Linked DNA regions of Homo sapiens: all the other regions are linked to region 4. Evidence: chromatin loops called from intact Hi-C (ENCODE). Cell type or tissue: CD4-positive, alpha-beta T cell. All regions are shown on one strand.

What was found. Hi-C counts contacts between places; a loop is a spot of excess contacts. Peaks named below come from ENCODE experiments on the same cell type or tissue, not always from the same donor. Only the 100,000 strongest peaks of a DNase experiment are listed, where the experiment ranks them.
Region 1: a loop joins it to region 4, with 2.9 times the contacts of the local background. A loop is called at or near these places in 44 of 110 quality-filtered maps.
Region 2: a loop joins it to region 4, with 9 times the contacts of the local background. A loop is called at or near these places in 24 of 110 quality-filtered maps.
Region 3: it touches region 4 in a loop (6-fold over the local background); 14 of 110 quality-filtered maps call a loop at or near these places.
Region 5: a loop joins it to region 4, with 6 times the contacts of the local background. A loop is called at or near these places in 42 of 110 quality-filtered maps.

The regions. Positions count from the first base shown.
Region 1 is chr7:30,614,855-30,619,854 of GRCh38, reverse strand. GARS1 (glycyl-tRNA synthetase 1) reads right to left here. Exons shown (of 17, transcript NM_002047.4): 9 at 3,797-3,959; 10 at 2,577-2,741. Among named protein-coding and RNA genes, the nearest start is that of GARS1, 22 kb to the right of the region's middle. In CD4-positive, alpha-beta T cell, no CTCF peak of the experiment used is centred here; no DNase peak of the experiment used is centred here.
Region 2 is chr7:30,545,967-30,550,966 of GRCh38, reverse strand. GARS1-DT (GARS1 divergent transcript) reads left to right here. Exons shown (of 7, transcript NR_038889.1): 7 at 186-2,610. Among named protein-coding and RNA genes, the nearest start is that of GARS1-DT, 29 kb to the left of the region's middle. RefSeq lists an enhancer at 1,777-2,278. In CD4-positive, alpha-beta T cell, CTCF peaks have their summits at 1,792 and 1,993 (motif pointing left); DNase peaks (open chromatin) are centred at 826 and 2,016.
Region 3 is chr7:30,507,950-30,512,949 of GRCh38, reverse strand. No RefSeq gene overlaps it. Among named protein-coding and RNA genes, the nearest start is that of GGCT, 5.6 kb to the right of the region's middle. RefSeq lists an enhancer at 301-802. In CD4-positive, alpha-beta T cell, CTCF peaks have their summits at 2,418 and 2,623 (motif pointing left); a DNase peak (open chromatin) is centred at 2,649.
Region 4 is chr7:30,737,985-30,742,984 of GRCh38, reverse strand. LOC105375220 (a long non-coding RNA gene) reads right to left here. Exons shown (of 3, transcript XR_001745154.2): 2 at 1,118-1,230. Among named protein-coding and RNA genes, the nearest start is that of INMT, 12 kb to the left of the region's middle. In CD4-positive, alpha-beta T cell, a CTCF peak has its summit at 2,355 (motif pointing right); a DNase peak (open chromatin) is centred at 2,354; H3K27ac peaks cover 1,951 bases.
Region 5 is chr7:30,679,799-30,684,798 of GRCh38, reverse strand. CRHR2 (corticotropin releasing hormone receptor 2) reads left to right here and starts at 2,343. Exons shown (of 12, transcript NM_001883.5): 1 at 2,343-2,621; 2 at 2,759-2,884. The coding sequence starts at 2,519. It overlaps LOC124901608 (a long non-coding RNA gene), which reads right to left and starts at 2,180. Exons shown (of 2, transcript XR_007060275.1): 1 at 1,726-2,180. RefSeq lists a silencer at 2,272-2,321. In CD4-positive, alpha-beta T cell, CTCF peaks have their summits at 1,848 and 2,049 (motif pointing left); a DNase peak (open chromatin) is centred at 2,318; H3K4me3 peaks cover 1,142 bases; H3K27me3 peaks cover 3,014 bases.

The DNA of each region.
Region 1 (5,000 bases), 120 kb after region 4:
AGTGAGCTGAGAGTGCACCACTGCACTCCAGCCTGGGTGACAGAGTAAGACTCTGTCTCAAAAAAAAAAAAAAAAAAAGAAAAAAAGAAAAAACTACTAAGCTTTCCAAGCACATGTTATCACATGGGGTGTCTGTAATAAAGCAAGCAAATATAAAACTCATATGAGCTCAGAAACTCCAACACAAAACAACAACAAAAGGAATTAAAGAACAAAGCCTAAAAACATGTAACCTGGCAATCTGACATTCCCTATACATGTCGACTGGTTAAGTATACTTATGTTCTTAACCATATAGTTTGGTGGTTATAATTTACTGCAGATGTCAACTAACATTTATGTACTGAAAGGTAAAATTACAAAAACGTGCCTGAGAATAACAACATTGGGATAGTGGTTACTTCTCTGGATGGAAAGAGAATTGGTGTGGCATTAACTGCAACGGTAAATTTTTTTATTAAAAAAATATATAAAGTACACAAAAAGTATTAAACTCTCTAAGGGAGTTCTCCCCTCTCCTTAAGAGCCTCTGGGACTCTGGAGCTTCTTGTTTCATTTAGCCCTGTTTTCCAGTGACTTTCCATTTTCTGATCCCTAACCCTCACAATGGCACTTAGATAAGGACGAGCAGGCATCCAGTGGGGTTTATAAAGCAGTACAGCATAACTGTTAAGAGCATGAGTCTGGTGTCAGACAGCCAGGTTTATATCCCAGCCTCACCACTCACTGGCTGTGAGACTTAAGCAAATTACTTAACTGAGACAGCAAGAACAACATCTGGTTTAATCTGAAATCAGAATCAGAGCAAACTAAGAGAAGGAGCTGGGTATGAAACAAAAAGAAAAGTAATAATCTTTTCTCATACAAAAGGAAAAACATTTTATTGGTTTGATCTGAAAATAAAAAGAAGTCCCAGAAAATCTAAAAAGTGTAAAGAAATTAATGATCACCCATAATCCTAAAAATAATTACTATTATCATTTTGACATATGTCAAGCAAGCTTGCTAAGAAAATCCTAACAGATTACAGTAATTCTTTCTAATTCCACAAGGGAAAAAGAATATATTAAAAACAACATCATTAATAGCCATTTATAAACATATGCATATTATTATGCATTTATGCATGCATGTGTTAGAACACGTAGAAAAATCATCTAGAGAAGGCAGACATACCCAAGACCATGGAGCTAAGCATGATCTTTTTTCGTCTGTTTGTTTGAGACAGGGCCTCACTCTGTCACCCAGGCTTGAGTTCAGTGGTGCAATCATGGCTCACTACAGCCTCAACCTCCCGGGCTCATGTGATCTTCCCACCTCAGCCTCCCAAGTAGCTGAAACTACAGGGGCGTGCTATCACACCTGGCTAATTTTTGTATTTTTTGTAGAGACAGGGTCTTGCTATGTTGCCCAGGCTGGTCTCAAATTTCTGAGCTCAAGCAATCTTCCCACCTCGGCCTCCCAAAGTGCTAGGATTACAAGCATGAGCCACCACACCCAGCCAGTTTGGACATTTTTTAAAAGCTGTTTTTTACAAGCTGTAAAAAACAACAAAGTTATGTGACAGAGACTCATAAAGCTAAAAATATTTACCATCTGGTCCTTTATAGAAAATGTTTGCTCAATACAGAGAAGAGACATAAAACACCTGGGGAGAGGCATATAACTGGAAGTTTAATTTTCTACATAATAGTCTTCAGAATTATTTTTTCCTTTTTGTTTTAAAAAAAGTAGTCATTACTTTTTAAAATATGACTAATTTTGATTTTTAATTTTTAAAAATCCATAAAAAGAAAGCCATTCTGAAAAGTAAAAACTGAACCAAGGGTATACTGGAACCAGTGACCCCTGGACTAAAGTCTCTTTCTATGTAGGCGAGGAAGCCTCTCTAACACCCAATAAGAGAAATGCCAAAAGACTCTCAGCCTTGTTTTAGATGCCACATTTCCTCCTGCCACCAATATAGACAGCATCTCCTATATGCAAATGCCTTTCGTCCCTCCGCTTCAATACTGATGTTCATGTTTGGTGGTGGAGGCTGGAGGGGTGACAGGGCACAGGGGCAGGAGGGTACCTGGAGATCGTCTGTGAATTTTGAGTTAAATACATAACATTTGAGGAAGGTAGTTCTTAAGCCAGAGATCAGAATCAACTAGTATATTCCCCAAAGCTACTACATAGCTCATTGAGCTAAGAGCACTATGACTTTCTTTATTCAACCTCTCCACCATTTCCAATGTTTGCTGGGACTCTTGCCAGGAAGGAGAGGCCAATGTGTCTTAGATCCACTCCAGGATATTGCCAGTAATGCTGCCAATACACTGTACAGCAGTGTACACATCCGCACTGTCCCATCATACACTAACTCTGTCTCTCAGCTATCTAAGACTACAACGAGCTCCTTAGGACACTTATAAAAAGGCAGGAGGCAACTGCTTTTTCTGTTTTGCTCAGGAAAAGATCTCTTTTCTTTTCCCTTTGTTCCTCTGTGACATAAAGTGCACAAAAATTCATTTGGTACCTGTGCTTCTAAGTTAACAATGTGAAAATCACATGGTAAACAGCACTCCACTTACGTAGGATGTTTTGGATTCTGCATCCCAACAGTCACAGGCATAATGGGCCATCTCATTCTCCATGTGCTGCCGGAAGCGGAGTTTATCTGGAGATATTCCAACCTTCGTGAGGTAGAGGTAGATGCGGCCAATGAAATAGCCTAATACTGTGTTATTAATCACACCCTAAACCAACCAATAAGCAAGCATGGAGGAAGAAAAGAAAACACACATTAATACTCTTCAAAGCCAAGATATCGGTTTCCATTGACTCACTCTACTGAAAAATATTTGACACCCAACACAAACTATTTTATCTTGCTTTCAAAACAATTTCAAATACTCAGAATGAGATCTTGGTTATTTTTTAATGGGTTAATGTCAAGATGATGATAATGGAGTTATTCAAAATCTGTCCAACATACTTACTGGGTCAGCAAAAATTCAGCCCAGTACCTCATACCTCTAAATCTACAGTACTAAAAACAATATTCATAATTGACACTAAAGAATGGCAAAGACATTCCCCTCTGAATTAACCAAAGTAATGACACGTTGAGGGGATTTTAATGTATCCTTACCCACTGAAATTTGTGAACCCCGTAGAGTACACGTAATCATTTTAGTGTTTGCAAGGACCTTAGAAAACATCTAGCCCCATCTCCATACACTGCAGAGGTCTTCTCTGCAAAGTGGCTGACAAGCTATCGTCCAACCTTGCCAGGAGTATTTTCAGGGCCAGGAAGCTCACTGCTCCCTGAGGCAACTCATTCCACTAGTGGACAGCAGCTACTGTTGGCAAGTTTTCACGCACTCACTTCTCCAGGCAAATATTTACAAAGTGCTTATATGCAAGGCCTTATTCCACTGCTATGGGTAATACAGAAGAGTCTGAAACCCAGATGGCTTGCTTTCTGTGGGTCCAATGCTGTCTCCCCCAAAGTAGTACATACTGTTGAGTCAGATTGGTGAGGCACAATGCAAACCAAGATCTATTTTCCAAGTGCTCTGCTAAACATTTTTTTTCATGCTAGCCCCAAGGCCCACAAATTGAGATGTTCAGGTGATTTTTCTCTTACTATAATAATACTGTATAACAAATTCTGTACAAAACCAAGTACTGTAAAAAAGCAAATGACTGCCAAAATAAAATATCTTGTCACCCAGAACACATAGAATTTGCTAATTGCTGCAAACCCTGAACAGGCACAATCTAAGTTAAGTTACCTCCAGAATCCTACCTGTTCAACAGCATCTCCCAGGCGCATTTTCCGAGCGGACTGTCCGCTGACCTGGGCTTTTGCTGAATACAAATAAAGGTGAAGGTCTGCCACATTCTGGAACTTGGGGTGGTCTTTCTCACTGGGATCTACAAAGTGCTCAATTTCTGCCATTGTGAATTCTCTGAAAGCAAAAACGTAAGCGATAAACCTGCATATTTAACTACAAAAAACAAACAAACAAAAAACAAGGCCTCTATTTTCAACTGCATTCTAGTGATAAAGGCTCCATACTATAGTGGTCTTTTTCACTAAACAGAAAGTTGGTTTCCTAAGGGAATGGCCAAAAAAATTTTGAATTAAATTTGTCTGGGTAGTTGTTATTTTTATTTTTTTGATGTATTATATTTGTACAAATTTATGGGGTACATGTGAAGGTTATTTTTAAACACATTAATGAAAATTTTATTACTCACTATTTAAAATAAACATGATCTAACTTCTCTGAAGTATTAATTCCTTCCCTCCAGCTACATCCAAAAAGATTATTACTTTTAACTGAAAATAACTTGTTAAAGGCAGATTAATATAGTTTTTTAAATTAGGAAAACATACGCAAAAATCACATGAAAAATAAGAAATAAGATATTGAATAGTGACATGCAGATAAAATGGTTTTCCTTAAAGCATTAGCAAGTCTTTATAAGTATACACTAAATGAAGTTTCTTCATCCCATTTCAAAGAATGGGAAATTAAAAGCGAAATGAAATGGTTCTTTAGCTTTCATAGCAGTTTGATTTCTTCTTTTTTACTGCTACAAAAAAGTAAATGACTGATAATGGCATCATACAGTTGGTTTCTTTGGAGCAAGAGCTTCTTAAATAAAGTGTTATTCAAGGCAAAGGATATAAGGCATGAATTGAACAAGCTAACATCAAGCTAATTACCTAACGATGAAGTGCACATAGTAATGGTTTCCCAAAGAGATTTCTCTGAATGCAATTTAGTAGCTATTTGCGGGAGAAGTGTTTCAAGTTAATTTTATGAGTCAAAATCAATCTCTCTTCTTTCAAGAAAAATCACATTTTCTGGTGTGCTTCCATGATTATCTCAGATGTTTTACGAGTAATGTAAAATTGCTTAAATGGATCCTAAAAATACATGAAATACACTGCAAAAGAGGTTTAATTTTTTTTTTTTTTTTTTTGAGACGGAGTCTCGCTC
Region 2 (5,000 bases), 190 kb after region 4:
GAGATTTCTATGCCTCTCAGGGGCTCTATCTCAGGATGGCTCAGCTGTAATTATCTTTGGATTCCCATACAGATCCAACTTCCCTGGAAAGAGAAAGTCTCATGTTTGTTAATAATATGAGGAAAGAATTAAAATATATCAGCTGCTATGGGCTAATGTCATTTATTTTGACTTTTCTTTTGTAGAAGAAATGCTGAGGCAGTGTCACGCTGGTGTCTGTCCTCCTTACAGAATGCCTGAACAGTTCCATTGACTCAAAGTGAAGATCAAAAGAACCAAATGACAGCAATAGCCAAGTGTAATCATCAGTAACCCTGTGTTCTATCCACAGGTAAAAAACAATCATCCTCTTCATTATGGGTTTCAATTTTAAATGTAATACATTTTTAGAAATGCCTATTTCCTTTTATAATCTCTTTATATAATCTAGGTTATTCTGGCTCTTAGGTCTTCATTTAGCTACTGAAAAGATTTGATCTCAAATCAATGATCTAACCACCCATGACCATCTCCCACCTCTCTCCCCGTACACCCCCCAGCATGAATTCTGGGAACTCAGGTAAAATGCTTTCTGGAAACCTGCCTGTATTAGTCTGTTGTCAAGCTGCTAATAAACACATACCCGAAACTGGGTAGTTTATAAAGGAAAGAGGTTTCCTTTATAGTTCCACATGGCTTGGGAGGCCTCACAATCATGGTGGAAGGCGAATGAGAAGCAAAGTCACATCTTGCATGGCAGCAGGGAAGAGAGAGTTTGTGTAGGGGAACACCCCTTTAAAAAACCATCAGATCTTGTGACACTCATTCACTGTCACGAGAACAGCACGGGAAAGACCCGCCCCCATGATTCAATTACCTCCCATGACACAAGGGAAGTATAGGAGCTACAATTCACAATGAGATCTGGGTGGGGACACAGACAAACCATGTCACCGCCTAAAACCAACTCAATAGTCTAAGGAATTTGACTGGGGAGAATCTGGAGAGGATTTAATTAATTTGGCAAAAGGATTAGCAATTGAATCTAAGTGAGAAAAGAGAATTCTTGGAGGAAAAAAAGATGTTTAGTTACACTGAGAAATTAAAACCTGAAGTAATTGCCTTTGAGATTTTTTTCAGGAAATGAGTATTGATTGCCTACTGTGTGTCAAATTATGTGTTTCATGTCAAAGACTCCAAAGTAGATAAGATATAGGCCCAGCCTTGGGGAGCTCATTGAGTCACAGAGAAAGTTTGAATGTTTCAGAGGAATCATCAAGAACAGGGGATCAGCAATCTATTATATTTTAATTGCGTCTTTTCATGATTATAAAAGCAATGCATGCGTGCTGAAGAGAATTTGGAAAAACAAAGAAGAAATTAAAAATCGTCTCTGATCCTGCCACCAGAAATAACCACTGTTAGCAATTGTATCACTTCTGTAGGTCTACATGGTTATCATAATAAGCTCTAGTATTGATTACATGCATCTCATGTACCAGAGATTATGCTAGACTCTCATTTAATCTGTACATTAGCCCTATGAAGTAGGGACCATCATTCTCCTCATTTTACAGATGAGGAAACAGAGGCTTGGAGAGGTTACTCTGCCTAAAGTCTCATAGCTAGCGAGTGGCAGAGATTGGACTCACCCAAGCTTTGTCTTATTCTCAAGCTCTCAACCAACCCGGTGGTGAGAAGAGCCAGCAGCAAAGCCTGTCATCTTTGTCTTCTTTTTTTTTCTAACCTCAAATCAGGGAGAAAATGCCCTTTGTCATTAGAAGGGCAAGGCAATTCTGAAGACAGCCCAGTTGGCTTGTCTCCGATTTGGCTTTCAGGGGCCTGTCTGATACCTATGGAGAGACGAGGGCTGAACAAGCTGTACTCTCAAAACAAAACAAAGCAAAACAAAACTTTAGTCTCTTTAGGGACTCTCTGATAGTAATGCAGAGGGAGAAAGGCTTTCTTTGTCTCACTGGGAGGAAGGTTCCCTACGGAAATTGAAGGCAGTGCCTGTTGACATAGCGCTGCCACCTGGTGGAAATAATGGTGTAGGACATCATGTCCAGCACCACTAGCGCTGAGACACTCCCTGGGAAGAGAAATGTTTGGAGAGAAATTTGCAAGAAGTTGGAAGTCTCGCAGTAGCAGGTAGGAACAAGAATTATAACTGCTACTGTGACCCCCTAAGGCTCCTCACATCCTCTTAAGGCTTGGAGAAACTCACACTATGTATATTTTCCTGTATTTTTGAAAAATGTTTTCCTTTATGCTTTGTTGTAATGAAATTACCTCTGATGGTCACATACCTTAAATATTTAGTATATATATGAATACTAAATGTCCATTTTCAGGAGTTAGTTTACCTGCATCTAAAATCAGGAATAGGTCACAGAGTAACTGAGCAAAAAGTGCTGTTAGGTTTGTGCATTTCACCCTTTGCCTGGGATGAGAGGACCTCAATCATCTTGGTACTAATGACAGGAAAAGTGCCCTCCTATCCATGTGTATCGGCTACGTGACTCAAGTCTCCTTATTTCCTTTTCTAGCATAACAAGGGGTTGTTACTGTTGTTTTACATCTGTGTTAATGAGATAAATAAGTTTAAAATAAAAAGATGTGTACCAGGCAGATGGAAAGGTGAACCATGAAGTTTTTGCCATCTGGATCTTCTGTCAAAGACAGATGAAAAATTCTGCCCAGGGTGTATGCTGAAGAACACAAATACTTAATCTGGAGTTCAAGTATGGGCTTCAAGGAGTCTATACACCCCTGAAATTTTGGGACAGATGGAATGTGTCTGAAGTATATTCATTTTTCTGGGAGGAAGCTCCAGAGTTTTCATCAGCTTCTGAAAATAGTGCATGCCCAAAGAGAAGGTTCAAAATCATTGCCTGGGGCCTTTCAGAGGGTCCTTCTAATCATGGTGTTCCCTAATGTTAATCAACACCACAAGCACTATTATTATTAAAAGTAATTGGGTCAGGTGTGGTGGCTCATGCCTATAATCCCAGTACTTTGGAAAGCTGAGGGAGGTGGATTGGTTGAGTCCAGGAATTCCAGACCAGCCTGGCCAACATTAGCTGGGTGTGAAGGCACACATCTATAGTCCCAGCTACTCAGGAGGCTGAGGTGGGAGTATCTTCTGAGCCCAGGAGGTGGAGGCTGCAGTGAGTTGAGATCATGCCTCTGGCACTCCAGCCTGGGCAACAGAGCAGGACCCTGTTTCAATAATGATAATAGTAATCATCATCATCATCATCATGATGTCGCAAGCTGATTTGAAATAACTTATTTTTATATAAGCACTTGGATTTACATAGGCTTGACTGAGGAATTACACTAGTGATTAAGGGTTCAACCTGGACACTGGTAAGGTAGACCAAGCCACATGAACCCCTGCCATTGGCAGGCCAGCAGCCAGTCCATCCTTCCTCCTTTGGACCCGTGGACTGTACTCAAAATCAGTAGAGGCTCTGTCAGAAGGTCCTGGGAAACAAGACCTGTCCATGGTTTCTTTACCTGAAAGTAAAAATGTTTGATGATATAATTTTTAAGTTCCTTTGAATCATTAAAGCTCACTGATTTAGGAGAATGGCTTTTACAATTTTTCAGCTTTAAACTCCCTCCTAAGTTTCTGAAGATCCTCTTGGGCCACTTCATGGATCTGATTTAAATCTAAAGTCCTAGGGGTTTCAAGGAGCACAGTTTGGAATCTACCATCCCGGGACATTCATTATATTAGTCTGTTTTCATGCTGCTGATAAAGACATACCCAAGACTGGGCAATTTACAAAAGAAAGAGATTTAATTGGACTTACAGTCCCACGTGTTGTTCCCTTTTTGCTGACATTACCCTGTCTGAAGTCCTCTACCCAGGGAAGCCACAAGGCACTGTTCTGGGTGGAGGTGGGTGTGGTGTCCACTGCGCCATACCCACCAGGACCTGAGGTGGAAGCTGGCCAGACACTGGTGCTCTGCTGGCATTTGGGCTGCAGATTTGGGGCAGGTAATGGGCATGGAGAGAACAGAGCCAAAAGCAGCACAGGAAGATGTGGCCATTCTGGTCTGAGAGAGGCATGGGAAATGACGGTTGGTGGCAGAAGCGTTTTCTAAACTTAGGCTCGTGAACAGCTTTCAAGTCCAGCTCTTGTCCAGATGTTGTCTTATACCACATGCTCATGGCAACCAGACCACCTCTGATTTTTTTGCAACCAGGTGCCTAACACAGCACATCAGTCAGGATCTGGCAGGAAGCAGGTGACATTCACACAAGGTAACTGACGAAAGCTGCTTTTGTTTTTTGCTTTTGGAGGAAGATGTTGAGAACACCTCCATTTATTAAATTAGCTATAGTAAGTGTAGTTTACATATTAAGGAGAGATTAATGATAGGATTTATACAGATGTGACAGGTTTAGGGAATGACCCCACTCAGCTGTCCCCCTTTCTATGAGACCATGCCTCTGCCTTCTCCCAACTCCATTCCAGCCCAGATGGCCTTCCTTTGTCCTTCTGTGGGGTGGAGATGGGAATGGTTCTCAGTTCCAGCTAGAATCAATTCAACTGGGGAAGCTTCAAAATACGTCAGTGCCTGGGCCCCGCCCCCAGCATTTCTAATTTAATGGGGCTCAGGTGGGGCCTGGGCAGTGGTGCTGTGTAAAAGCTCTCAGTTGATTCCAACACGCCCAGACCAATTCATTGACACTCTCTGGGGTAGAGGGCCTGGGCACTGGTACTTTTTCAAATTTCTCCAGTGCAGCCAGAACCAAGAAGCTCTGTTTTCTTTCCAAATCTATTGTCTGTTGGGGTGATCAGACCCAACACCAGGTCATGGGGGTGACAAAGTCTGGTGGAGTCAAAGGATTGAGAAATAGGTTTGAAAGAGAAAGGTGGGACACCAGGGGGCCATCGCCATTGTGGAGGCTGTGAAGGCCCTGAGCTCTGGGAGCCCATGCTATTTATTGGCAGTCCAACAAAGAAACATGTGGTGAGAATGTGGAGGTCAAAAGGACATGTTGC
Region 3 (5,000 bases), 230 kb after region 4:
CTTTTTCTTTTTTTTAAGCGGAGTCTCACTCTGTCACCCAGGCTGGAGTGCAGTGGCGCGATCTCGGCTCACTGCAAGCTCTGCCTCCCGGGTTCACGCCATTCTCCTGCCTCAGCCTCCCGAGTAGCTGGGAGTACAGGCGCCCGCCACCATGCCCAGCTAATTTTTTTGTATTTTTAGTAGAGATGGGGTTTCACTGTGTTAGCCAGAATGGTCTCCATCTTCTGACCTCGTAATCCACCCACCTCAGTCTCCCAAAGTGCTGGGATTACAGGCGTGAGCCACCGCACCTGGCCCTGTCTTTTCTAATTTCTTAACTATCATTTCTATCCCCTTAGAATTGATTCTCCACTCAGCATGCAGAATTATCCCTTTGAAAATCAGATTATATTCCTACCTAAACCACCCCCAATAGCTTGTGACCTCTTAGAATCTAGATTCCTTAACATGGCCTCAAGGGCCCACGTGACCCAGCCCCTGCCTGTCTCTCTACCTCATCTCCTACTGCTCCTGCTTTTGTTCCTTCCACTCTAATCACTTGACCTCCTGACCTCAGTCATGCTAATAAACTCATGCCTCATTTAGATTTATTTTCCTAGTGGAAGAAAATGCATTGATCTGTGAACACAAATACATGGTTTATCTGTTACAGTTCTCATTGCATGTCAACAAACTGACATTCTGATGTGTACATCCATCTCTTATGAGTCTGCTTAGTGTGAATCTGCCCCCTCTGGTAGTACTGACAAGATTGTGTTTCTCAGCCCACAGAGCTAAGACACAGACTCATGAGACCCAGTCTCTGTCTATACCACTAGAGTTCTACTGCCCCTGAATGGCATTGCCTGCACAGACAGCTGGCCTTCCTCAGCAGACACACAGCCTTTGTACCATATAACTCTTCAGACTTGCTATGATGTACCAATGTCTTTCCTTGAAATGCTCTTCTGAAAATGATAAATGCTAAAACTGATTACAATGCTATTGAAAGTGGATGAGCAAGTTGATCTGCTGAGATGTGAAAACAAATTCTATTTTAATTTTTAATCTAAAATATTAGAAAGAATTTTGTTTCCTATACTTTGCTATATTTAGTAAATATACACTAATATAAGAATTTTGCTTTACTAAAACAGTAGAACCCTCAGTTAGCCAGGCAGTCATCATCTGTCACATAAAAGGTGTCCTGAGGAGGAATGGGAGTGCCTCCCCTGGGGAAGAGGCTGATGGTGGCTCTGGCTCTCAGTCAGTCGCTTTCCTTATCTTGGTATTTACTGTCATTTATCTGGGCTTAGCTAAACAGATTTATAGAGAATTAACTCTCACAAAATGGGAACATAATTTAAAAGATTTCTGCAAAGAATTGGACAGGAACTCTTGTCAAAATTGTAAGCAGAAGAAAAGAAAAAAAGAAAGGGACAGAGCCGACATTTCTCATACTTCTGGTACAAGCTCCTCATCACATTCATTGTGTTGTAAAAATAATGGTGATCTAGTAACATCTGACAAGGTCAGCCAAAATGATACATATAAGAATTTAGCTCTCCACCTAGGAGGGCTATTAGCAATAAAATTTCCATCTACTATAACTTATAATTAACTTTGACCTATATGTGTATTTCCCTTGAGATTGGCCAATGATTGATTGAAACTACCACAATTAATGACAGATAAAATAGCTTTTTTATTTTAAAATTTCTATTTTGTGGGTATTATAGAATGTATTTTATATATTAATATACATATAATTATATACTATTATAATCATATATTAATATTAACATATAATTGTGTGTGTTCAAAAATTTTTAATGGCACAATCAAAAAACTTTAAAGACCACTGGATTAAAAGATGGTATTTAGGGCCCAGCACAATGACTCAAGTCTGTAGTCTCAGCACTTTGGGAAGCTGAGGTGAGGGGATCGCTTGAGCCCAGGAGATCAAGACCAGCCATGGGCAATATGGCAAAACCCCATCTCTACAAAAAATACAAAAATTAGCCAGATGTGTTGCAACTGTAGTCCCAGCTATTCAAGAAACTGAAGTGGGAAGATCACTTGAGCCTGCAAGGTCGACGCTGCAGTGAGCCATGATTGCACCACTCCAGCCTGGGAGACAGAGCAAGGCCTTGCTTCAAAAAATAAAAATAAAAGATGACATTAAGAAGAAATCTGATCTCATTGTCTTTATTATCAAGTGATTGAAGGCTATAATCATTATTTAATAATCTTGTAGATAATGATTGTACTTGAAAGTGGGCTATTAATAACTAGATATATCTAGAGCACCAAGGTTTTACAATTGTTAGAAATTTGAGAAGCAGCACCCAGTAGTGACTTAGAGTCAGACTGCATGGCTGAATCTCTGCTTCAGTCATTGCTAACTACAACCTGGGGCAAGTTAGTTGACCTACTATGCCTGTTTCCTCACTGTAAAAGGAGAATAATATCAGTACTTTCCATATATGACTATTTTCAGGATTAAATGAGCTAATACATTTAAGAATTTAGGCCAGTGCCTGGCATTTCAGAAGTGCTCAATGAATGTTAACTAATATTAACCTGGCTTTGGTTAAATTTGAAAAAACAAACACAAAAACACAACTTTGTGTAGGTAACTTTGTTACCTACTGCCCCTTGCTGGCCAACCTGGGTCAGTACACTGCCATCTATGTGGGGAAGCTAAATAAATAAGTGCTTGGAGTAAGGAAAGATTTTCAGCGTTGAGGGTAATATCAATGCTAAACTTATGAATATTTTTGCAAAATAGTCTTGAGAAAAATCAATTGTCATGAAATTAAGTAATTAGCAAGAAGTATAGGAAGAGAAATTAAATATCTGTAACAATAATTAAATAATAAGCACATTTTAGATTCTTAAGAGCAGTTGAAAAGCAAGACATTTTAAATTGCAGTGCTCTAAAATAGGACCCTTGAGAATTTATGGTGTAATAGAATATGATTTGCCAGGAAAAGCAACTTGCTCCCTGAAATGACCAAGTATGTATTTCAAGTTCTGCCTAGATGTTTGAGGGGTGGGAGGAGGTATTATCTTCTGTAGGGAGACCCCCTGAAACTACTGCTACAGAATAAAAGATGAAATGCTCCTGGTTATTGTAAATACAAAGTTGCATGCAGGATTGTGTAAAGACAATGCCAGGTTGGGCTGCCAGAATGAGCCAACAGCGCGTGATGTGCTTCCCCCTGCAGAGAGCCTATGAACAGACGTGCAGTCAGGGAGGTTTCACATCACCAAGATTCCTATCCCAGAAAAGCAGATGTTCAGAGCTCTGGGAATGGAATGCAACGCTTGTGGAGAGCCTATAAGCAGATGCATGAGGGGCACCTGTTCATATGGATAAGATAGGGCTACAAACACCCTCATCTTGCCATGGCTCTTCTAGGCCTCTTTAGGGTTAAGGCATACTCCCTTCTGAGAATTTCTGGTCTAACCGGTTGTCTAGCTTCACGTCCTGTTTCCATGGATTGTTTGTAACCAGCTTTTGCTGCAACAGTTACTGCTGATTAATATCTTGCTAATCATAGGTTATGGACAGACTGTGTTTCTGTTTCAAGGCTCTGTTAGAAATGACTGATGTAAATTCTTATCTCTGTATACTGTACTTCTGCATATAGATGTTATGTTAAAGAATTACTTCATCTCCATGTGACTATCTCACCTCATAATCAAACGACCCTAAATCCCTCACTAACCTACCCCTGACCTCACTAAACTTAATAATAAATGCTGGTATATCCAGTGCATTGGCGGCACCACGGGACCAGAAGATGGTGACCCCCCCTGGACCCAGTTTTCACTATCTTGTGTGCGTCTATTATTTCTCGACCTGCCGATCTGCCCGTGAACAAGGAAAGAGCCCCATTGCATTGCGGGCTGCGGGGCAGATCCCACAATAATCTTCCTATTTGCAGATTGTATAATAATAATAATGCTATTGCTTATTGAGTGCTCACTACATGGCAAGGGCTTTCCATATATCACCTTTTTCCTTGTTCTTTTTTTAACATGAAAATATTCAAACATATATACATTAAAAATATAATGAACATCCATGTACATCACTACATTTAACATTTAACACTTTCTGTATTTTTTTGTTCTGAATTATCTTAAAATATAGGTATCAAATATTTCAACCCTATATATGCCAGTATACATGTCTAAAAATAGAGACATTTTTCTACCGAAGCACAATACCATTATCACACCTAATAACAATTGCCTAATATCACCTAATGCCCCAGTGAAAACTCAAATTTCTTCAGTTGTCCCCGAAATATCTTTTATATCTGGCTTATTAAACCAGAATCAACAGAGGACAAGCCATACATTTGGTTATTGTTTGTTTGTTTGTTTGTTTGTTTTTGAGATGGAGTCTTGCTCCGTTGCCAAGCTGGAGTGCAAAGGCGTGATCTTGGCTCACTGCAAATTCTGCCTCCCAGGTTCAAACAATTCTTCTGCCTCAGCCTCCCGAGTAGCTGGGACTAGAGGCATGCCACCATGCCCAGCTAATTTTTGTATTTTTAGTAGAGATGGGGTTTCACCATGTTGGCCAGGAAGGTCTCCATCTCTTGACATTGTGATCTGCCTGCCTCAGCCTCCCAAATTGCTGGGATTACAGGTGTGAACCACCACACCCAGCCACATTTTTAAAATTTCTTTTAATCTAGAGCAGCCATCCCTCAGTGCTGCTTTTTTTCTTTTTAATGACACTGACTTATTGAAGACACTGGGCCATGTGTTCAGTAGGGTGTTCCACCATTTATTCTGGGTTTTTCTGGTTGTTTTCTCCTGTTGTAATTTTATTCTTCTATCCTTGCAGTTCCTGAGACAGGAAGATAGATTTAAAGGCTTGATGATGTTGAGGTTAAAATTTTTTGGAAAGAATACTTCATAGATGATGCTGGAGCTTCATATTGCATCAAATTGGGAGATATTTAATGTCAGGCTGGGCCACTTTTATGGTGATAAGATTGTTC
Region 4 (5,000 bases):
AGCAAGTCTATGCCTCAGTTTCTTCATCTGTATAATGAGGAAAATAATAATCTCGCTCAAAGAGTTGCTGAACAGGATAAGTCACAGGCTTTGCCCAGAGGGTGGTGGTGAGGGCTGAGGGGCTGCTATCACAATCATTATGTCATCTCTGTGACCCTCCTCCATAGAAGCAGGTGGCATGAGAAGGAGAACCAGCTTTGCTGGACAGTCACGTGGTTGCTGAAGTGCGATATGACCAAGCTGCATCCACTGGGGTCAATCCAGGTGTCCCCTGAAGAGTGCCTGTCCTGATGTGGACATGTACTGGGCAGCCCTGCAGAGGCTGGCCAGCCTGCTGAAAGCAGATGGGAACCTGGTCACCATGGCTGCCCTGCACTCCCACTATATGGTAGGCTCCAAGAAGTTCTTTGGGCTCCACCCAGAGAAGGAGACGGTGGAGAAGGCCATGCAGGAGGCTGGCTGCCAGGTGCAGAGGTGTGCCCCATCAGCTGCTCTGAGACATGCTCCATCAACGACGGCATCTGCTTTGTGGCTGCCTGCAAGGGCCCCAGTGTCTGAGGCCAGCCTGGCAGAAGAGGGCCTGACCGAGAGGGGAAGTCATGACCAGAGCATCTACAGTCTTGCCCCACAGCTCCCCCTAAAAGCAGGTCAGGTCTCAGCCCTACCTCTTCATTCCTGTTACCTGGTCCCAAGGTCACAAGTGAAAAGCAAGGGTTCCCCCAGCACCCCGCCTAGGGGTCTGTCCCTTACACTACCCCATACCAAAGATCATGAACAAAAAGTGACTTAGCTGGATACTATCTTTGTTTGGATTCCCATAGAAGCAGACTCTAAGACAAGGATTTCAGTGCTGATAGTTGATTTGGAGGGAGATCCCAGGAAACATCAATTAGGACGTGGGAAGGAAAGCAGAGCAGGCAGCCAAACAGGGTGTCATCAAACCCTTACCGCTGTGGGCAATTGGAACGCCGTTGTGCTGGGGGCTCTGGGGCCAGCGTAGAGCACATGGCTCGGAGTTATCCCACCCCGGGAGCTGCAACACTTGCCCACCGACTCCTGTCATCATGACAGAGGGCTGCTCCTGAGGGGCGTTAATTCCCCAGCATGTCCAACTCACCTGTATTTGGACAGTGCAGCCCAAGAGAGAAGCCTCGAGTGAAGACTCACAGGTGCTGGCTGTGGGAAGTTCAGCCAGCATGCTGAGGGAATGGGAAGAGGCAGCAAGAGCATCTGCAACAGACATGAAATGTCCTGTTGGCTGGGGTGTGGGACAGGTCCTGGGGAGGCTGGTTTTTCCACCAGAGGAACAGGATCTCAGGTTCTTAAAGTGGAAAGGCACCTGTGAGAGCTAGAAGACCTCTAGGCCAAGCTCCTGTTCCTGCAGGTGGGGAAGCCGAGGTCTGGGAGGGGAGGGGACTGGCCCCACCCAGAGTGCTAAGTGGTCAGTGGCAGGGGCAGCATTGGAGCCTGGGCTCTGTCCAGGTTACGACGGATCTGGTGGTGATGGAGCCTCAGGAAATGGTCGGCTGAGGCTGACCAGCAGGGCAGAGCCGGGACTCAGGCTGTCCATCCATATGGTCGAGAACCTGGGGCCTCTGACCTCTGGGAAGGCCTGGGGCCACGTCCCTAGAAGGACCTTCACAAGGTCGTACATCTCTTCTTACTCAAACAGCCAGCTCAGTTCCAGCCAGCTCTTAGCACTGGGTTTCCTCATTTTCCCTGGGATGTAGGAAGGGCATCAGCATTTCTCCAACCAGGCCAGGCCTACATGAAGCCCCCAACTACTTTCCAAAATGTGGCATGACCCCTCACAGGTCTTTCAACTCCCAGTGTCCCCAACCCCAGTCCGTTCTCCCCAGAGAAACCTTCCAAAGCCGGTGCAGGCCAGGCTGTATCCTGCTTTACACCATGCCCCGCGGGGATAAGGGCCCAGCCCAGCAACAGTGCATGAGGCCCTGCACACCCTGGCTGCTGCCTCAGGGCCGGTACACACCAAGAGGGCTCCCGGAACCAGTCCAGCAACCTCCTACCTGCAAGTCCTTGCAACACAGAACTCCTCCCCTCCTCTCTAGCCCATGCCCCACCTCTGAACAGACTCCAGCAAGTGGTACAGGAAAGAGCTGTGATGGGGAGAAGGGTTGAGCCAGCACCCCAGGCACATTTGCCATCCTGCTGCTGAAGCTCAGTGCTTTTCAAACTGCCTCCATCATGTTTTTGGGGTCCCTGAGCCTTATATCAGAGGACAATGACGAGTCTTCGTCCATCCACCATAAGCAACAGACTTTCATCCCTGGGTCCTGGATCTGCTGGAGACGGGGGCAATGCCAGGTGGCAATGGCTTCCATGGCCACCAGAGGGCAGTGCAGGGCAGGAAGCAGCAGGCGGAGGCTGGAAAGGAGATTCTGTGTGGATCCTCCTTGGGAGAGAAAGGTCCATTTCCTGCCACCTTTTGATTCATGGAGGTTCTGCCAGGCCTAACCAGGCAGAGGAACCATGAGCCGGCCCACCGGGAGGAACCTGGAACCCTTTCGACAGGCAGGGCCGCTAAGAAGCTTGGACCCACCTGGCTCGTGGTCCTGGACACTGTATTTCAGCTGGGGACCAGGAGGCAAGGTTTTCCAAACTAATGTGCCTGTGCATCACCTGGAGATCTTGCTAAACTTTGAATTCTGATCCGGTACATCTGAGCCAGTAGGGCTGAGATTCTGTATTCCCAACAAGCTCCCAAGTGACGCTGACATTGCTGGTCCAGGGACCACGCTTTGAGTAGCAAGGAATAATAGAAAGGAATGCATCTTAAAATCTGAATTTTCCCTGAAATAATGAGGTTCCTGGGCACATCCTAGAGTTGGCACCTAATTTCTCCAGCTTTTCTCTCCAGGTGAGAGAGGGAGGAAGACCTACCTGGGCACTCTACCCAGAAAATATCCCCACTCCTTCTCTTACCCTGGCGTGGTGGGCTTTCTTCCCTTTGGTCTTTGAAGGTCTTCCCTGCCAGCTAGAACTTCCCAGGGCAAGGACTAAGGATGCCCTCTCAGATTCTTCACCTTGGCAGTTCCCTGTCTTGGCCTGGCAGGCAGTAGGGGCCTGGTGGGGGGGCTTGCAGCTGCTTGTGTGAAGAACCAGCTGGCTCTTTACGGCTGAGTTTTCTAGGACTGCCCAGAACCCTCCCACATTGCCTGCCCTCCTCCAGGCTCCCACCAGGCACATGGGAATGGGGATGGGGGTAGTTAGAGGGGTTGCAGGTTTCCAACTTGAGGCCCAAAGATGCAAAGTTACTTCTACAATGTCATTCACCTTCAATATCGCCAGCTGTAGTCAGTCAAAGGTTGGGTGGTGCCAGGGCAGGGGTTTTCACCCTGGATATGCATTAGACTTACCTAGGCAGCTGTAAAAGTCCTGAATCCTTGGCCTTACCCCAGACCAATTAGATCAGAAATTCTTGGAGATGCCACCCAGGCATCAGCACCTTGTAAAGCTCCCCTGGTGATTCAAATGTATGGAAGATTGAGAACTGCTGGCCTGGGCTGGTGCTTCTCAAACTGTACTGAGCTCACGAATTACTTGGGAGTCTGTCAAAATGCAGATTCTGAATCTGCAGATCTGAGGGGGGCAAATAATTTGCATTTCTGAAATGTCCCTAGGGATGCTGATGTTGCTGATCCAAGACCCATTCTGGGTACCAAGGGAACAGAGCACAAAGTACTTCCTTTCCACCTACCCCCAGCCCAGGCTTCACACTGTTAGTAAAGCAGGACTGTATGATAAGGTGTCTGAGTGTAGACCGATGATCCCTGATGTCCTAGATCCTTCAGGGCCTAGGCTCCTGAATGATTCGAAAAGGTCTTCTGAACCATGACGGAGCCATCTGTGCTGCCTCTATTGATATGTCATTGGGAGCATCCAAGAATCACTCACTCCTTCTAGAAGTTCATCTATAGAGCAGCTCTGTATTTCAGACCTACTTGCTGTCCTCTCCCCACCACTACAGTATCCAGCTGCCTCTACTGGCCTAGCCCGAGGACCCTCAAACTGAGCAGGTCCAAAGGCACACTGCCCATCTCCTGGTCCCCCAGCCTTGCTTCTCCTCCCCTCTCCCCAGCCCAGCAAGGACACTCCTGTGCAACCCTTATCCATGCCAGACACATGACTGCCACCCTAGCCTCTTCCTCTGTCACCGTTGGTCTGCACCACCAGCTTCCCCAGGCCTTGACATTACCTCCTAAACAGCTCTCAAATCCACCTAGTGGCCCTCATCGCCCCGCCACTGCCCTGATTCTGGTTCTATTATCTCGCCTCAGCACCTACCCCACCTCCAGGTTCTTGCTGTGTAAAGGGTGGTCCAAGGAGCAGCAGCAGCAGCATCACCAGGGAACTTATTAGAAATGCAGCATCTCGGGTCCCAGCCCAGACCTGCTGAATCTGATCTGCATTTTAACAAGCTCTCCAGGTGATTCATACATACATTAAAGTCTGAGAAGCACTGATCTAGAAATAGAGAGATGATGACAGGAAACAAGAAGGGAAAGAGAAAGCAGAAGAGAAGGGAGGTCCTTTTTAGCAGCCTCCATTCCTGGCTCCCTCCTCATATTCCACATCTCAGCTCAAAAGGTACCTATCCCTACTCTTACCACATAGAGTAGATGTTTCCCCCTCTCTTTCTCCATTCACTATCACATCACCCATTTATTTCCTTCATCTCACATGTTATTCTATTTTCTGTCTCTCAGTGACATAGAAATTCTGAGGCAGGAAACTGCTCTCCCTTGTTTGTGGTTGTGTCTAGTGCCTAGCACATGGTACATGTTGAATAAATAAATTGAATATGTGAAACTTATTATAGACTTCTGCTGCTGCAAACTTCACCTTTTGAACTAAGCAGTTTCTGAAGCCATCTAGTCCAATAGCTTTGTTTTATTCTTTATATCGCAAATGGGCCATGATGTAACAACTTGATGCTTTAAGCAGAACATCAAGACTTCAAAAAGCAAGCATGTACC
Region 5 (5,000 bases), 58 kb after region 4:
AAAATCAATTTGTTCCCAAACTGCTACCTTTTCTAGTTTTCCCTCTGTCACATCTCGAATGACAACTGTGCCTATAATAATAAGATCCATGAAGAAATGGCCCCACATCCAGGGGACCTCGGGTCTGTGGGTCTGTGGGTATGTGCTCAGACCCCAACTGCTCATTCAGGATGCAGAACAGCCTTTGACTCTGCCACTGAAATGGTCACTTCCCAGAAGAATCTTTGGTATGTGAGCTCTCCCAGTTAAGAGCAATCCAGTTCACCCAGGCCAACCCTCTGTTCTGCAGAAATCTGCATGAGATGAGAAGTCCCTGGCCTCTGGTCATTGGGAGCACACCACCTCTTGACATAGCTGCATCTATAGGTGCTTTAGGCACCACCTAGGTGGTGGCTGCAGTAATGAACAAGGATAATAACTTAAGCTTGGCTTAGGATTTCTCCCTTCCTCTGTGCTGCACCGTGCTGTGTGAAGGGCTATCCCTTGTATATGAGGGACACTATTGCCCTGTGAATACATGGGCTGACCTGGCCAGCCACCCTCTGGCCTGTGTGGGACCCTGGGTAACAGGGCTCAGTCTAGGAGCGGAGGGTAGGACTCTGCCTAGGTCCTCCCCTGCTCCTGGCACTGGATAATATGAAGACCAAGGAACCTCTACCTCTGCAGCTGCCCAGAGCTGAGCCTGGGCTCTCACTGTCCATTCAGGAGGCAGAGGGTAGACCTGGCTGGCTGCTCAGCATCTTGTTCCTGCCAGTCAGCAGGCCCTGGAGAGATTCCAGGGCTCAGCCCTGGTCTTAGTGTGGTCTCACTCGCTCTGCCTGGGCAGTGACAGCACCATTAATATGGAGGCTGGTGAGAGCGGAGCACACAAAAGCAGCCTGCCTGCTGCTTTGCCTCTCTCTGCCCAGGGCATGGTGCTAGTTCATGGTGGTTTCAGCCTTTCCTAGCAGCTTAGGTTTATGTGGAGGATGGCAGGGGAACAGGACTGGTTTCTGAGACTAGGTTCCAGCTCTCCTTGCCCTCTAAAGATAGAAACAAACAACACACAACACACATGTATGTCTTCCCCAGACTCTCCGTCTCATAACTCAGAACCAGAGAGTCTCAGAGCTGAGAGGGGCCTCGGGGAAGATTTCACTGATGGAGAAAGCTCCAGAAGAGAGGGCAAGCATCCTGCCTGGGGTACCATGGCAGGGAGAGCAGAGTCAGAGGCTGGACCAAAATGCAGCCTGAGTGGAAGCATGCCTTACCCCAGGCCCTGCTTCCCGAGCCCAATGCCCCACTCAGCTGGCAGACACAGCAGGCCCGCCCTGGGCACTCTGAGGGTGCAGCCACAGCAGATCACCAAGGAGGCATTCTGGGCCAGGGTGGGGTGGGGGGCCTGGGCAAGTTCTCTGGGGAGGTTTCCAGCTCCTCCACACCTGCTGTGGGGCCTGATTCTCCCCGCCCCTGCCCCGCTACTGGTGTGGAAACCAGGGTCAGGTGAAGCCCTGCCCAAGCCTTGAGGAAGAGAGACACATTCTCACTTCTTCCTTTATTCTTTCTGGTGCCCAAGGCACTAACAACTGGGTGTATAAAGCCTTCCAGATAATTTCAGCCAATTTCTCCCCTAGACTTACTCCATCTGATTAAATGGCCACCCAGTCACTCAAGCAGGAGACCTGATGTTATCCCTGCCTCTGGGCTCCTACTTAAAACCAGCCACCCACTCCAGTTCCTCCTCACCAGGTCTGGCTGCCCCTCCGAAATCTCTCTCCATTCCAGCTTCCACGGTCTGATCCAAGGACTTCAACCCACTCAGGCCACTTGATCTCATTAGACTCATGGGTGTCTCCCTGCTTCCCTCCAGGCCTCCTCGATACATTTCCTTCCCAGAGGCTATGGAGGCTTTTGGAGGATGCAGATCTGCCCATGGGCTCTCCGTCTCTGCCTCCCTCCAGTGTCCTCGCTCAGGGAGGGGAAGCTCAGGCGGAAAGCTGCCGAACTTTGGGTTGCGGCTGTCCCTCGATTAGCAGAGCTGCGGTGTTCTCCTCGGGCAGGCGGGCAGGTGGGCGCGCTTTGCTGCCCCCTGCAGCTCGGGGGCCTGCGATCCCCGCACAGAGCATTCCGTCACCCCAGGCCCACGCTCTCCAGCCCACCGCCCTCCTCTGGACGCCGCGAGTGGAAGAGAGCTGCGAACTGAGAAGCCGTACTTTGGGCAGGGTGGAGGGCCCGGGGGCTGGAGACTGAGCCCCTCCGAGAGGAGCCGCCCGGCCCCGCCCCCCGGCGCAGCCATTGGCCGCGGCGGAGCGGCTGTACCCGCAGCTCCGTGCACTCGGCGGCTCCTCTCCGGGAAGGTCCCCACTTGACAGCTCTGGGCGACCGGAGGTGGCGCCCAAAGGCTGCCCGGGAGATCGGGGCTGGGCTGGCGGGGGCCAGGACCCCGCGCCCTCTCGGCCGCTCACTCTCGCGTCCACTCCCTCGCAGTCACGCCGGGCGCGCACTCCCACTCCCTCTCCGCACGCGGCTGCGGGACGCGATGGACGCGGCACTGCTCCACAGCCTGCTGGAGGCCAACTGCAGCCTGGCGCTGGCTGAAGAGCTGCTCTTGGACGGCTGGGGGCCACCCCTGGACCCCGAGGGTAGGCGGGAGGCGAGCGGTCGGAGGCTGCGCGGGCTCCTTCTCTCGCGCGCTGGGTGCGCCCCTGACCCCGCGCTCCGAGAGCCCCGCGTCCCTGCGGGCCCCTCTGAGCCCTACTGCGCTCTCTCCCGCCGCCAGGTCCCTACTCCTACTGCAACACGACCTTGGACCAGATCGGAACGTGCTGGCCCCGCAGCGCTGCCGGAGCCCTCGTGGAGAGGCCGTGCCCCGAGTACTTCAACGGCGTCAAGTACAACACGACCCGTGAGTGCCCCCGGCCCTCGCTGCCTGCTCTACACCGGCCTCCTGAGAAGGCGGTTTAGGGAGTAAAGAGGATTCCGGACCCAGCGGTACAAAGCTGCTGACGGCCGCGGTACCGCGGACCGCGGGCGTTAAGGACCCCTTACAGTGTTGGGGGCGCGCCTTCTGCTTCTACCCCCAATACAGCGTCTAATCTCAGTAAGCCAGTGATTTGCCCACAATTCCCGTGCTCCATGCGGTGACAGCCCAAAAAGGGGAGAAGGAAATACTTCCTCCTCTTGGAGTGTAAACCTCCTTCCCTCATTGTAGGTTCCCGTTGCCTGAAGTTCCCCATTAGGGCTTCATTGTTTAGACAATGCTTCCCCTGCCCAGGAGGGGGACCTATCCCAGGAGGGCGGATATGCTAAGTCCCAAATCCCCCAGAGTGAGTGCAGTGACCAGACCCTACTACCAGAGGGGAGGAGGAGGGTAGGAGGCAGGAGGGCTGGGGCGAGCGCATGTTTCGTGGGGAGGACATGCAGGCGTAGGTTCTGCTAAGCCAGAGGGTGCGGGGTGTTGCATCTTCCCTAATCCGAGGTCCCAGGACTGACCTGCTGGGCTGAGTCAGGGGCTGTGGGCAGCATTATTCCTGCGCCCCCATAATGAGTGGTGTCTGAATCAGCACCCCAACACCATCTCTCAAGGAGAACAACCTGTGCCTGCCTTCCTCCTGGCAAATCATGGACTGGCTTGAGGCTCTGGGGAAAAGGGCAGTAGAGGTTGCTGGAGTTACACAGCCTCCAGGTGGGGTCGTTCAGTGTGGGTTCTGGGTGTGTGCGTGTGGGTAGGTGCCTGTCTGTGCCCTGTGGAACATGGGATGGGAGCCAGGTGTGTGGTCTGCGGGAGGCTGTGGGGGCAGCAATCACTGCCCCACCTAGAACCCCCCTGATATCTCCAGCCGGACCCCAGTTGTCAAGCACGCTGAGACCCTATCTGGATTGTTTGTCTGAAGCCTCTCATCCTGGAAACATCCTCAGAGTGTCTGTGTCTGATTGGTAGCCCAGCTCCACCTCCACCACACATACACACACACACACACACACACACACACACACACACAAGCTTTCAGAAGCTGAGGCTGAGGGCTTTGCCATGAGAGATGGTTAGAAGGCAAGAGAGATGTACCTGCACCTGATGCCAAGCCGCACTCTCCTGGCTGCACCAGCTGAGGGCTCTGGTGGGCCCAGGGAGCACATGCTTCCCATCCATGATTAAAACAGATCTCCCTAGAAGGAAGTAAGATCCCCAAGCTAGGAGGTGTGCAAGCAGAAGGAATGATTTCCCTGTGCCTTCCTAGTCCTGACCTTATAAAACTGTATTTTTAGGATTCCGTGAGCTGTGTGGGGTGGGGCAATGGAGATCAGCATGCCTGATTCAGACTGGGCCCGGAGATTAAGGGCCATCCAGGGTAAAGTGGGGTGATGGAGCATCTCAGCCCACAGCCTGTGAACCTCAGGGAGCTCTGCTTTCGTTCTTACCCCAGCCTGGGCTATGCCTTGTTCTCCCCGACCAGCCTGGGGGCCCCCCCTTCCCAGGGCCTGGGTCTCTTCTTCATAGCCAAGCTGAGTACAGTAATACTCAGTCAATTTGTGGAATACCCACTATGTGCCAGCCACTGCACAGGCACTGTATTGAGGCTCTCACTCACAATTGCAACAGACAAAAAGAACAGAATGATGAATGCCCTAATTAGGGGGGAAGCACAAGGTCTATGGGATTGGGGTGTGGGGGCGGGGTGACAAGGAAGACTTCCCAAAGGTGCTGCAGACAGCACATATCAGGCCATTCATATCAATTAAGTCTAATGAGAAGCTGATAAAAGGTTGGGGCACCACCCAGGCTGGTAAAAGTAGGGCCAATTAGCCCCTGGTATCTAATGAACAATTTTCTTCATTTAGACCAAAGTGCTGCCTGCACTGCAACTGCTGGAGAATGAGAGGAGCTTGTGGAGGGTGGGGAGCACTTACCACTAACCAGCACCTGGGGTGTGAGGTCAGCCTAGGTGGGAAGAGCAGAGGCTGCTAATGGCTGTGGAAATGCATGATTGATTTCCCTCCTCCCCTTTCTTCACATCAGTGCT